Linked DNA regions of Homo sapiens: region 1 is linked to region 2. Evidence: read pairs that join two places in POLR2A ChIA-PET (ENCODE). Cell type or tissue: PC-3. All regions are shown on one strand. Links, peaks and the distances in the headings refer to the core of each region. The heading gives the core; the rest is flanking DNA.

What was found. Peaks named below come from ENCODE experiments on the same cell type or tissue, not always from the same donor. Only the 100,000 strongest peaks of a DNase experiment are listed, where the experiment ranks them.
Region 1: POLR2A ChIA-PET joins it to region 2 with 12 read pairs; 2 of 35 experiments call an interaction of 5 or more read pairs at or near these places.

What each region holds. Positions count from the first base shown.
Region 1 is chr5:157,216,450-157,221,356 of GRCh38, reverse strand. ITK (IL2 inducible T cell kinase) reads right to left here. Exons shown (of 17, transcript NM_005546.4): 5 at 3,450-3,490. Among named protein-coding and RNA genes, the nearest start is that of ITK, 38 kb to the right of the region's middle. RefSeq lists enhancers at 1,442-1,491, 4,512-4,591, 4,632-4,691. In PC-3, for the core only: no CTCF peak of the experiment used is centred there; no DNase peak of the experiment used is centred there.
Region 2 is chr5:157,463,112-157,465,611 of GRCh38, reverse strand. NIPAL4 (NIPA like domain containing 4) reads right to left here. Exons shown (of 6, transcript NM_001099287.2): 2 at 2,279-2,500. Among named protein-coding and RNA genes, the nearest start is that of NIPAL4, 4.1 kb to the right of the region's middle. In PC-3, for the core only: no CTCF peak of the experiment used is centred there; DNase peaks (open chromatin) are centred at 951 and 1,651; H3K27ac peaks cover 975 bases.

The DNA of each region.
Region 1 (4,907 bases), core at 1,208-3,707, 250 kb after region 2:
ACTACCTTGTACTTTGAGGGAAGACTATGCTTTGGTTCAGAAGTTTACTAAGAGTTGTTCATCATTTTGGAAAATTATATCACTGGTGGTAATGCTGTAGTTGAGTCCCAATACCACATTTTGTATCAGTTGCATTCGAGATGCCAAATCCAATGGATCCTACCTGCCAGTGCAAGAATTCGACTATTTCATTCTGTCTTCCAGTGCAGTCATGTCCCAATATTTATATAGAAACACATATTTTGTTATATATATTATTTTTCTTTCCTTTTTAAATATTACAGTTAGAACATTTGTTGATTCTTTTTAAAAAGTATGTTTAATACAAAAGTTAGCCAGGTGTGGTGGCAAGTGCCTGTAGTCCCAGCAACTGCGGAGGCTGAGGAGGGAGGATGGCTTGAGCCCAAGAGACAGATGGTGCAGTGAGCTATGATTGCACCACTGCATTCCAGCCTGGGCAACAGAGTGACACCCTGTCTCAAAGCAACAAAAAATTTTAATTAAGTACTTTAATTTTAAAAAATTGTGTATATATATGTTATATTAGTTATAAATTTCTTTTCAGGATAACAAAAGGAACCTTACAAAATATCTGTCATTAAAAGGCAGGATTGAGTTTGATAAGGTTGGGAACCATTAGATTTGAGTGAGAAAATCAAGGGATGGCATTTGGAGAAACTGAGTCTGTGGGCTCAGGAAGGGTTGTTTGGGAGCCTCCATGATGTGGTGAGGCATGAAAGGAATGAGGATCCTGCCTCCTGACCACTCTGCTGCAGGCCTCAGCACAACCTGACCCCCCAGGACCTCTGCTGGCCCCAGGTGGGAAGAGCTCCACGGGGCTGAGGGGCCCTCACAGAGAGCCCAGGTAGCAGTGGCAGGGATAGGGTGCCTTAGTAGGCAGCCAGCAAGAAAGGACACATGCAGACACATTCTAGTGGCCCCTCAGCAAGCCCTGGGTTGACTGGGAGGGACTGTAAGAGGAAGACTTGAGTTCCCATGGATGCAGGGGGCCAAGAGGAATCGGAATTTGTACTTCAATGTGATATACGACCTTGTTTGTATCCATAGGCAAAAGAGGCCTAGGATTGTCCTTCACTCTGACCATGGATATTTTACATCTTGAACCAAAATAGCCATCCCCCAACCCCCAGAGGACTGGCCAGTCCCCGGAGGACTGGCCCTGCTCACAGTGTTTCTCACATAGAGCATGAGACCTGTTGGCTCAGACTGGATTAAAAACAGTTTCTCTGTATGACAACCCGAGATGTCATTACCACTCAGGCAGCAGAACAAGAAGGTGAGGAGAGAAATGATTTCAAGTGGCTCAGACAAGAGAACCGTTGCATTGGATTTAGACATGCGGTTGAAACTAGAACAATGATTCCAAAACCTTTGTGGTCAGAACACTCAAAACAGTATCCACGATGCTCCTCCAAGAAGGCTGAAAAGCCAAATGGCAGAGTGTAGGGAGAGAAGGACCAGCAGTGTTTTCTGGCTTTCACCTTCATTGATACCAAAAATAAAGACACAAGAGCAGCCTCACTTAAGATGGGAGGTGTGGGTTTAGGCGGGACTGTTGAGGGAACCGTCTGCAAGGGAGGGCAGTAGGGTTCCGAACCAGGCCTTCAAAGGGGATGGTGAAATAGTCTGCAGAAGGTCAGTGAAAGAAAAGGAGAGAGAGCTCATTCTCTGCTACAGTTTCAGTACATTTCTCTCATGTTGTGAGGGAGTAGGCTGATGACAGATCTAAACACCAGGCTGGGGCTTTGAGGATTTAGAGCTTCCTTTATGGGGACGCTGCCAGTTTTGAAATGTCACCATTTTGGCTGAAGGGAAAAAAGGCAGAGCTCATTCTTCAGGAAGAAGCATGAGGAAATGGAATCTGAAAGCTCTTGTTAAAGAACTTGCTCTGGAATGAAGAGCGAGTACTCAAATGTGGGTATTGGTCAGGCACAGTGGCTCACGCCTGTAATTCCAGCACTTTGGGAGGTTGAAGTGGGTTGATCGCCTGAGGACAGGAGTTCAAGACCTGCCTGGCCAACATGGTAAAAGTCGGTCTCTATTAAAAATACAAAAATTAGCCGGGCATGATGGTGAGCGCCTGTAATCCCAGCTACTCAGGAGGCTGAGGCAGGAGAATCGCTTGAACCTGGGAGGCGGAGGTTGCAGTGAGCCGAGATCACGCCATTGCACTCCAGCCTGGGTGACAAGAGCAAGACTCTATCTCAAAAAAAAAAAAAAAAGAAAGAAAAGTGGATATTGGTGTTAATATTATCATAAGGTCAGGGTCATATTCCCTACCTAAAGGTCATGATCCTTTCCCCCATCTTTTTTTTTTCATCTCCTTAACAAAATAAGCTGCCCTAGAGTAGGTACTATGCCATCTAAGACTTGTAAGTCAGTATATTATAGATCAGTGAGGAGGCTTATTAAAATGCAGATTCCTGGGCCCCTCCCCCAGCGTTTTGGACACAGCAGGTCTGGGGGTGGGGCCTAAGAATTTGTATTTCTAACATGCTCCCAGGTGATGCAGATGCTTCTGGTCCATGGACTATACTTTGAGAACCACCACTCGAGTTAAAGACCACCACGCCAGAAACCTTGCATCCTACTAAGTTGCTGAATGGCCTTGGAAAAGCCTCAAGACCTGTCTTGGGATTTGATTTCCCAAGCTTTACAATGAGAATAAAACTAAAACCCTCTGAAGTGGATAGAACGGATAGTAAGTTTTAAAATAGATAATAAAGGGGTGGAAGTGCTTTGAAATATATAAAATATCAACAAATGTATGTCTCCAAAATGCTTGCGAAGAGTAGATGTGCACCTTGTTTTTTTTTTTTTTTTTCTGGAGACGGGGTCTTGCTCTGTCACCCGGGTTGAAGTGCAGTGGCACACAGTCATGGCTCACTGCAGTCTCGACCTCCTGGGAGTAAGTGATCCTCCCACCTCAGCTTGCTAAGTAGCTGTGACTACAGGTGTGCACCACCACACCAGCTAATTTTTAAAAATTTTTTCTAGAGATGGGGGTCTCACTTTGTTGTCCAGGCTGGTCTCGAACTCCTGGGCTCAAGCGATCCTCCCACTTTGGCCTCCCAAAGTGCTGGGATTACAGACGTGAGCCACCATGCCAGACACACTTTTATGTAGAGTGAGCTGCTACTATACTCCAAAGTGGTCAGGTGAATGGCCACCCAATTTGATATCAGTATTTGTTGAATAAATAAAGTGAGATGGAGATTTAGCAGCTGAATGGTCCTTTAAGTGGACAGACCCCCCAAGAGAGTTCAAGCCCAAAAATACCCAATGTGTTGAGTTCTGCTGAATCATGACAGCCTGCTGCATGCAGCCAGGGTTTGAAAACTATGGGGAGAGGGGGACATGCAAATAGGAACATGCCAATCAGGTAGCCTGTGGGCCCACCTGCACCCGGAGCTAGCGCTCTCACTCACCCTGTTGTCTTCAGGAGTAGGAGGAAGAGGCTTCTTTGAAGCTGAAAAGAGAAAAACAGGAAAAGAAAAAATGAGCATGAAAACTAATGGACCCAACCGGAAGTGAGCAGCCAGGGGGTTTTTCTGAGAAAAAGGGCCCAGGGAAAACAACAGAAGAAAGGGGGCCAGAAGGAGCAATAAGACACAGTGAAACCTGACTTGGCCTTGTCAGAAGCTGTCTTTTATCTCCTTGGGCCTGCTGGTTTCTGATTCCCTTTTCTAGTACACACCAGAAGCTTCCAGAAGTCCATATTCGGGGGCCCTCTCTTTCTGTATTCCCAGGAAAAGCCTGCCAGTGGGGTTAGACTTGCACCCTTCCCTGTAGGCATAGAGACTTCCGGGAATGTCTCTGCCACCTGCTAAGCTCAGGAGTGGGAATTGGTGACTCAGGGGGACAGTGACTCACTAGCTTCCTGATATGGTTGTGGGCTTGAGGAGGGGGTGGCTGAGGTGGGAGGTCATTGTGCTGCTTTTTGAGTGGGCTGGGATCCACTTTTAGTTGCCTTAAGGCATCTGAATATGTGTTCTTTCTGCCTCTTTCAAACTATACCAACCCCAGCATCTCTCTGTCTTTGTCTTTCTGCTTATCTCTGTTTCCATGTCTCCGTCTGTTTAGCTCTCCTCTCTCTTCCCTCTTTCCTCCTTTCTCTTCTCTTCTCCTCTCTCTTTCTCTTTCTCTCTCTCCTTCCTCTCATCTCTTCATATGCATCTCTCACTATTTCTCCTTTGTAGCTCTGCAAAGGCCATTCCTGGACTCAATGAATCAAAGGTGTGTGGCTGTGTCTGGGGCTCTCTGTGGTACGGGAGGCACTGCACAGACTTCAGGCTAATACAAAGACGTCCTTAATAACGAGAGATGGGAAGAGAATGGGCTGCATAGGTAGACGATGAGTTCCTCATTTCTGTATGAGGTTGACTTGAAGTTGGACAGCTCACATCAGGGATGTGGTAGAGGAGAGTCACACATTGACACTGGAGCCCAGTCCCGTGCAGACTTGCCAAGAAAGAGTAGGCTGGGATAGTGACCTGGGTATACAATGACCACAGAAGAAGGAAAACCCCTGTAATAGGAAGTATGGTTCCTATTTAGAACTCAACTTGGAGCTGGGAGACTGGTGTTCTAACTCTGGCTTCACCAATACTAGCTGTGAGCCTTGGCCACTTCCAGCCCTGGACATTCTATGACTGGTCTCTCTTTCTTCGTCCTCTGGCCTTGCTTTTCCCTTCCTTCCTTTCCCTCCCCACAGTGGGGAGATCAGGGCCAGTTCTGGTTGCAGAAATGGGTGTTACTATGGGTTGGGTGTGGCTGGGTCTGTTTTTACTCATCCACTTCTGCTGCTTCCCAGACCCATACAAGTTCTGAGGCTATATCTCAGCCTCAGATTCTTTCATCCACCAATAAGGAAGACAAGTAGACAC
Region 2 (2,500 bases), core at 1-2,500:
GAAGCTCCACAAAGCCAGGAATTGTGTCTGCTTTGTTCAGGACCTGGCACGTAGTCAATACTCAGTAACATTAGCAACAACGATGATGATAATAATGGATGATGATAGATGGGTTTGAGACAGTTTCATAAAAATCCAAAAATTTATGTTGCTTTTGGGAATGCCCACTTTTCTAAGGAAGAGGTGTCCTATTTTCATTAGGTTCCTAAAAAGGTCAGAATTTCCCATAAATGTTAAGAACTCTGAGAACATTTTACTCTAAGGGTTGAAATCACAGAAGATACTGAAATAGTAGATTGGAGAAAAAAATGGATTCCAGGGAAGTTGTCTTTCTGAATGGTCAATGATACCTTCTCTGAACACAAGCAGAAATTTCCCTGGCACTCTGGAAGGTCTCTGGCCTTTCCAACACTTGTCTAGAAGTGAAGGGTGGAATGGCAATGACCATTGTTCCTGACTTCATCTCTGCACCTCACAGCTATTCATTTTGCAGCACACATGGGCTCTAGACCTGTACCTCTAACTGTGGGAACCTCCCACTGAGATAACAGTAATACCAATACTAGTGCTAGTCTGTGCACTAGTACCTCTAACTGTGGGAACCTTTCACTGAGATAACAGTAATACCAATACTAGTGCTACTCTGTGCTAGGTATGATTCTAACTATGTTGCATTTTCTTATAACCCTTTAGGCTGGTACTATTCTTATCTCCATTTTATAGATGAGAAGACTGAGGCATAGAAATAGATACTTTTCTTGCCCAGAATTGAATCACCAGGAATTGAGGAGCCAGAATTAGAACCCTAATAGTCTGCTTCCTAAGTGCAATATCCCACAAAAACATTAAATTGAACGTGTCCAAACTTGAATGCATCATCTTCCCATAAACCTGTCCCTCCTTCTACACTCTTCATCTCAAGAAATAGCACTTTCATCACCCCAGTTGCTCAAGTCAAAAGCATGAGTCATCCTTGACTCCTTCCCCCGCCCCTCCTCCCTTGCTTGAAGCCGGTCTGTATCAAAGCTGGTAAATTCTACCTTCAAAAACTAGCTTTGGAATCCACCAGTTGTCTCCATTCCCATTTCCGTCTCCCGGGCTCAAGTTCTGTCCTTTCACTCACCTACTTGGTTTCCCAGGCTCCAGGCTTGTCCCCTAATCCGTTCTTCACCCAGCAACCAGGGATCTTTTCAAATTGCAAATTAGACTGTGTCACTCGCCTTCCTAAAACCTTTCAGTCACTTAACAATTGCACTCAGCCTCTGTACTTCCATTTACAAGACCCTTCATGAGCTGGCCCTTCACTCACCATGCACCCCTCCTGCTCCTGCCATTCTGAATGACTTTCGATTTCTAGTATCACTCAAGTTCTCTCACCTCTGAGCCTTTGCACGTGTTATTCCTTCTGCCTGGAACACTGTCTCCCTATTTCCCCTTTTACCTTGCTGTCTCCTCATAATCTAGGTCTCAGTTTAGAGATCATCTCTTCTAGAGAAACCTCCCCTAATCCCCCAAGTCTGGGCTTTACACACCCCTCCAAAATATTCCCCCATAGCAGGCTGTGTTTTCCCCATGATGGCACTTAACACATGATAAAACAACTGCCTATTGACTCATCTGTCTCTTCCACTTGACTGAAGGTTCCACGAGGACACTGAATCCCCATGTCTAGCATTGTCCCTGGCATACAGCAGGCATGTGATAAATGGTGATTAAATGAATGAGTCATTTTGCACAGGATTCCTTTTCTCAAGCACTGTTTCACGGAAAAACATCTTATTTTCCAAACAAGCAAATCCCTTGGGGTCAGACAGTTCACCATTTTTTGGCAGCCCAGAAGGGAGCTCAATTGGATGCTAAGTGAGGGCACACCAGCGTCTGACATTGTTCTGAGCAGAAGTATCTATTCCCATTTTGCAGAGAAGCTGTGACTTGCCTGTGATGACGTTGGTGGGAAGTAAGACCAAGACCAGACATGCATATCTGATTCTTGGTCCTGAGACTTGTCCCTTCCCTCCTCTAATAAACACATCATGAAGGTCTCAGGAAAGATTGGATTCTAAAGGAAGGCATCCTGTTTGCTCTCTAAACTGAGACCTCCTATTGGAGGCCTTCCTTTATAACCCTAAACCCTAACCCTGTTGGCAGGTGGGATTCCAGATAGGGTTGACAATGAGCCTTTTGTACCTTGCTGAGGCCATCCTCTTAGACTACAGCCCCGGACCTTGTGAGAGCTCAGCTGCCCTGGGCCCTATCCTCTCCTGGCCCAGGAACCTACCAGCTCGAGTGGCTCCCGTGGCCACGAGTCGCAAGAGGCCTTTCTTCTTGAGGATGACGCTGCTGCCGATGAGGAAGCTAGACAGGAATGCCAGGCCCAGGCCGATGTAGAAGCCATAGTTCTGCCTGATTCTTTCCTGCCAGCTGTGAAAGGTGGCATTGCTGGGCACCTCAGGGCTGAGGTCATTGACAATCTGGCACAGGACTTCTTGGGAGGAGCAGT